Regions from separate parts of the Homo sapiens genome. Here region 2 is linked to region 1. Evidence: chromatin contacts called from ENCODE Hi-C or POLR2A ChIA-PET data. All regions are on one chromosome and are shown on one strand. The core of a region is the stretch at or near the end of the contact, and the rest is flanking DNA. Distances in the headings are between cores, read along the strand shown.

Region 1 (3,231 bases), core at 197-2,696:
GAGTTTTGCTCTTGTTGCCCAGGCTAGAGTGCAATGGCACGATCTCAGCTCACTGAAGCCTCTGCCTCCCAGGTTCAAGCGATTCTCCTGCCTCAGCCTCCCAAGTAGCTGGGATTACAGGCATTCGCCACCACATCCTATTTTTAGGAAAGATGGGTTTTCACCATGTTAGCCAGGCTGGTCTCGAACTGCTGACCTCAGGTTATCCACCCGCCTCCGCCTCCCAAAGTGCTGGGATTACAGGGGTAAGCCACCATGCCCTGCCCACATGATTATTATTAACTCCCTGGAGTTAAAGTTGCCCCCAACCAGAAGTCTGCCCAAGTGTAAACAGCACCGCGCCCAGGTCACTCTCCAACTTTCCACTCATGTGATGAGCTTCCTGGAGCTTGGGGGAAAGAGGAGGACTCCTCTCCACCCTTCAGCCTGTACCATGGACTGTGTTGTATATCCTCCTGATCTTCATCCATTGCCTGTGCCCCTCCAGGAGGGAGAGGATTGGGAGACAAAAGGGGATGGGTTGCAGGCAGGCAGGCAGTGTGGCAAGTTTGTAGGGAAGGGAACGTGTGCAAAAAGGGGAAGCAGGCGTTGCAGAAGCAGAATGCTCATCTTCCCAATGTATCCTAAGGATGCGTTCATCTCACTTCACAGGGCAGTTAGGAGCAAGTGAGTTTCACAAGTTGAACCAAATTCTTAATGCAGAAAGGAAGCTTACTTTTAAAGAAAGACTGCTATTCATTTCTTTCTAAAATGCTCTTTTGTAATCTCTTAAATTTATCTGTTTTATTAAACTTGAGGGTTTTATACATTGATTTTTCTCAAAACAGGACGTACTTGAGCCCTGTTTTATACTTATCTATTTTAACTAGGTCATTTCCAATTTTGACGTCAATATGACTTTCTGGGAGATTTTAAGAATAAAGAGAAATCTGAAATCAAAATCAGCATGAAAGCAATTAAAATGAGGCTGTAAAACCTCTGTACCAGAGGTTTTCTTCGTCTTCTTTTCTTTTCTTTCCTTTTTTTTTTTTTTTTTTGAGACGGAGTCTTGCTCTGTCACCCAGGCTGGAGTGCAGTGGCGCGATCTCGGCTCACTGCAAGCTCCGCCTCCCTCTTTTTTTTTTTTTTTAAGCATATTGAATGCTTAGAACTTGCCAGGCCGTATCTCAGCACGTCACTCATATTAATCATTTCCTAATAACCGCTACAAGTTGGGTTTTGTTATTATCCCCATTTGAATAAATAAGGCACGGAGACACAGAGAGGATATGACATAACTACCAGAAGCCATTGGTGGCAAGATCTCAATCAGGACATGTCGGTACAATGCTCTGATTATCTCGTCTGCATCCCTGATTACTTATGGTCCAGATATAAACTACTCCTCTTCACTTTCATTTTAACCAGAATTTGAAGTCATTTTATTCTCTCTCAAGTACTTTGGGCTTTGAGGAAAATAAGGGAAACTCGCCACCTGGTGGCAGCTCATAGTGTGTGGTAACAAGGTGGCTGCCCCCTGTCTGGTTTCAAGGAGAGAGGAGAGAATGTCCCTGCCTTGCTATTCACGCCTCTCAAACAGCTGAGCTGACCTCTCCTCAAGGGCCATTGTCTTTAGAAATCCCTCGCCCTGTCTAGGTCCATTCTGATAAAAATTGGAGTAGCAGTTTTTTCTCTATGCTTCAAGTGAGGAGGTTGGATGGGACAGAGTCCAGCGATGAGAGGCCAAGACTCTCTTGACCTTATTTCATTGTCAAAAAGATCAGTATTCATGTTCTACAAGAAGGAATCCACAGTTGTCCAGAAAACTGTCCTTCAAAAATAGCCAGTCCACAGCTGCTTCCCGTATCTTAGGCTTTAGTTTCTGAAGCAGAGGAAGTAACATGCAGGCATCATCCCTTGTTAAAACAATTCATAGAATTAAAATGTTGCAGGTGAATTGAATTTTTGAACATTTAATCAGAATGATCACTTGGGTATCTTGTTTTCTTAAATACTTAATTCGCACACCACAGGGTTTGAAATGTAGGTTTTTCAAGTCTACATAGGTTCTATTCGTGATTTTCAGTTGCCTGTCAGTGAACAGGTGCCAAGTTAGCTGTATCAGAATCACTTGTGGAAATTAAAACGTAAACAAACACAGGAAGATTCCAATTCAGTAGGTCTCTGAGGAAGACTGAGCATCAGCATTTTTAAATGCTCACCAGGAGGTACTGAGAAGCAGTGTGCTTAGGAAGCCACTGTACCTGCACCACCTTTGCTGACCAGAATGGAAGCAGCAGGTAAAGAATGTTGGTGGTTAACACAAAAATTAGATACTGTTTTCACTCATCAGGCTGGCAAACAGGAACACAAATAGTAATATTTCACTCTGGTGATGATGTGGGGACCAGAGCATTCTCATTTTCTGTTGCTAGGTGTGTAATGTGCTACAAAAGATTAAGGAAGTAATCAGGGAGTTATTTATTTATTTTCATTTTTTTGTAGAGATGGGGTTTCCCTGTGTTGCCCACGCTGGTCTCAAACTCCTGGCCTCAAGTGATCCACCTGCCTCAGCCTCCCAAAATGCTTGGATTACAGATATGTGCTGTCTCAGCCAGGCCAGACAGGTATTTTTAACATCTAAAATGTTAAATTGGCCCAGAAATCCCAATTTGGAATCCAGAATGTTGAGATCAATGACAAAAATGTTTATTGTAGCATTATTTGTAGTGACAAATAATTGGGAACAATCAAATCTTGGAATAAATTATAATCTATTCATTCAATGAGTTATTATGCAGTATTTTAAAAGAACCAATTAAATCTGTATACTTTGATCTGGAAAGGAGTCTATGTACTATTAAAGGAATGAGTTGCTGAGTTTTATACACAACTGCATATGCATATACCTATATATGTATGTATATATATTTCCATTTGTAAAACAAAAAATTAATTAAGCTAGAATATTGGGAACAGGGAGAAACATATGAAAGGACACAGAGTTTTTTGGTTTTTTGGTTTTTTTTTAGATGGAGTCTCACTGGAGATTGTACTGCAACCTCTGCCTCCTGGGTTCAAGTGATTCTCCTGCCTCCGCTACCCAAGTAGCTGGGATTACAGGTGCATTGCCACCATGCCTGTCTAATTTTTCTATTTTTGAAAGAGATGGGGTTTCACCATGTTGGCCAGGCTGGTCTTGGACTCCTGACCTCAAGTGATCCACCTGCCTCAGCCTCCCAAAGTGCTGGG
Region 2 (2,953 bases), core at 38-2,537, 46 kb after region 1:
GCACATGTATACCTATGTAACAAACCTGCACGTTCTGTACACGTATCCCAGAACTTAAAGTAAAATAAAAAAATTTAAAAATAAAGAAATCTGTTTGCCAGAATTCACAAAGAGCAATAGACCTCATGTGAGTTATGAATCTGAACTTCATCCTGCTGTGTGCTATTGGATAAAGACTCTAAGAGCTACATTACAGATTTTTTCGACAGGAAGTATCACAGTAACAAGGCCCTATTTAAAGGCTGTTGCTACTGCTGTGGAACAGATTTACCCATTTGTGTTTGAAAGCAGGAAAGAAATTTTATCATTCACCACTTAATTGGTTAGAATCTCTTACTGTGCACCTTTTAAAACCTGCTGCACATTGGACTCAAAAGGAAAACTGAACCAACGGTAATTGAGGAAATAGACTCTTTTATTTATTCATGGCTACAGTGTAAGCTCCAGTCCCTTTGGATTTTATTCCAAACCTTGTTATAATATAAAAAAGGAAGTTTACAAGACATGTCATTGCTGCTTTTACAAAAGGACATTCTATTTATTTTCGCAGGAATTCTCATGTCCCCATAAGCAGAGCTGTCACAGTGTGCACTACCTTAGGTTGTTTTATTGTTGTCATTGTTATTTTTTTCCATTTTGAGCTAATGTGTTTTATCTGTGAATAGTCTTTTACATTTTTGTATGCTGAAAATGGGCACCAAAGAACCTGTAAAAATTATCTTTTTCAATTGAATGTGCACAAATAAAAGTTTGGAAAAGGAAAACAAAAGAACTACAAAGCATTTAGCAGAAAGCTTTCATGAAGAGTTGCAATGGCTGATATTATAAAATACACATACTTTTAAAAACAAAAAATCCCTCAGGAGTTTTGTTGCCCACATCTGCTAGTAACTAGTGAAGCCAGTTGTGTAACTGCACTTAGTTTACACAATTTCTTGAACTTACAGTTTTGCAAAGACCTCAGTTGTTATGTGATTTAGCAGTTAGAGTGTACCCACAGAGAAAGGAAGCAGGAAAGTCTTCAGAGAGGGGCAAGCTGACATGCAAAGAAGCAGGTAACCAGACATTTGCTAAGCGCCTCGAAGACTGAGTGCACTGCACTGCACTGACCTGCTTCAGCTCGTTGGTAAAGTACACGTAAGTTACAGCCACACAGAGAGACTGCAGGAGCACTGTGAAGATCACGATCAGCACGCAGGTCTGTCCCAGGCTGGGTCCCCCCTGGACCTCCATCATAGCCATGATCCTGTCAGAGTCTGACTGCTGTAAGTCAGCCAGGCAGCCGGTCACTGAAGCCCTTCCTTCTCTATTCTTTTATAGTCAGTGAGGAAATGAAAGCGAATGAGTTGTTTTTCTGGGTTCTGTGGCCTTGGCCCCACCCACATCTATTGAACCTGCAACTGTCCCTCCCCTTTCCTACTGCCCAGGGACAGCTCTTGTCTCAAAGTAGTCGTTGGAAAGGAGGGAAACTGAAAGAAGCTCCTCTCCTTGCCCTCAGGATCCATGCACCCCTTATCTGCACTCACCTCAAGCCCATTTCTCTCTTCTCTTTCTTGCTCTCCTTTTGATAATGTCCTCAGCCAAAGAGGGGAGGGATTTTCTTTGCTTTTCCCTAACATATCCTCATTCTACCACAGAGCTCTAAGCCTCATGGCCTGGCTGTCATAGGCACAAGGCCTGTTTTCTAAATTATAAGATAATTTTTATGACCTGAAACTTCCATATGTGGTTTTTCTCATGCTACTGTGAGGGTGGGAAGAGGGCAGGGTGGGAGTGGATAAAGGAAAATAGAAATACTGTCTCATAGCAATGGTCTTGCTACATAATTCCATCTTGAATGTCAGAATCTAAATATTGACGACTTCTTCCTCTTTGCAAACCTTCAGACACAAATTCTAATCTCCTTCTCAGATCTCCATCCCTACCAAGACAACATGCCTGTGTGTTAGGCTGGACAGGTAGGAAGTAGTTGACACACTCAGAAAGGCAAAGGAAAAAAACATGTGGATGTTTTCCAAAATATTAACCCCATCACAATGTCTCGCTGTCACTATCCTTTTACAGATTAGGAAAAGAAGTTACAGGGAGTTAATTACCCTCAGATTCAGGACCCAGCCCCAAATCTCCCCACTATCAGATGTCATAAGCTGGCCCAGCTGTATGTTGTCTCTATATCTTATTCAGCATTTCTTTCTTTCCTTTTCTTCCTTTCTTTCTTTCTTTCTTTTCTTTTCTATTCTTTCCTTCTTTCCTTCTTTCTTTCTTTCTTTCTTTCTTTCTTTCTTTCTTTCTTTCTTTCTTTCTTTCTCTCTTTCATGTATTTATTTATTTTTTTGACAGAATCTCACTTTATCGCCCAGGCTGGAGTGCAGTGGTGCAATGGCACAATCTCGGCCCACTACAACCTCCACCTCCCAGATTCAAGCAATTCTCCTGCCTCAGCCTCCCAAGTAGCTGGGATTACAGGTGCATGCCACCATGCCCAGCTAATTTTTTTGTATTTTTAGTAGAGATGGGGTTTTACCATGTAGGCCAGGCTGGTCTCGAACTCCTGACCTCAAGTGATCCTCTTGCTTCAACCTCCCAACGTGCTGGGATTACAGGCATGAACCACTGCATGGGGCCATTGTTTAGTTATTCCATTCTTGACCCACTGAGTCAGAGTTTCTGGCAGTGGACTTAGGAACCTACATTTTTCAGCAAGTACTCCAAGAGATCCTTTGAAACCTAAAGTTTGGGACCCTAGATCTACAGTTACATTCCTGAGTTCATTCAGGCACCGCTGGTCACCATCACTTCCTGCCCTTGCCTTCTATCTGTAAATGAGTCTATATTTAAGAAAATATTTTCAAATTTTAAATTTGCCTCTGTCAAATTGCCAAATTTTTAAATGCAAATTCCTTTCAGACACAGACAAATTGGCAAGGTAGCATTTTTCCTACTAAAAGTTTTA

The links. Hi-C counts contacts between places; a loop is a spot of excess contacts on that map. ChIA-PET counts read pairs that join two places held with the same protein, here RNA polymerase II (POLR2A). Pooled maps may share reads with other maps.
Region 2: a pooled map shows a loop between it and region 1 (4-fold over the local background). The contact joins the promoter of TNFSF10 here to the enhancer-like site in region 1. A Hi-C loop is called at or near these places in 3 of 37 single-sample maps with no recorded cell type and 5 of 50 pooled maps. POLR2A ChIA-PET finds 5 or more read pairs at or near these places in 6 of 52 experiments (CD4-positive, alpha-beta memory T cell, H1, Panc1 and 2 more).

Annotation. Positions count from the first base shown.
Region 1 is chr3:172,476,010-172,479,240 of GRCh38, forward strand. No RefSeq gene overlaps it. Among named protein-coding and RNA genes, the nearest start is that of GHSR, 29 kb to the left of the region's middle. Within about 2 kb of position 1,447, at least 18 of the 41 ENCODE cell types and tissues checked have a DNase peak (open chromatin) inside an H3K27ac peak, as active enhancers do.
Region 2 is chr3:172,522,143-172,525,095 of GRCh38, forward strand. It overlaps TNFSF10 (TNF superfamily member 10), which reads right to left and starts at 1,288. Exons shown (of 5, transcript NM_003810.4): 1 at 1,111-1,288. The coding sequence starts at 1,242. It also overlaps the pseudogene TBPL1P1. RefSeq lists an enhancer at 1,220-1,269.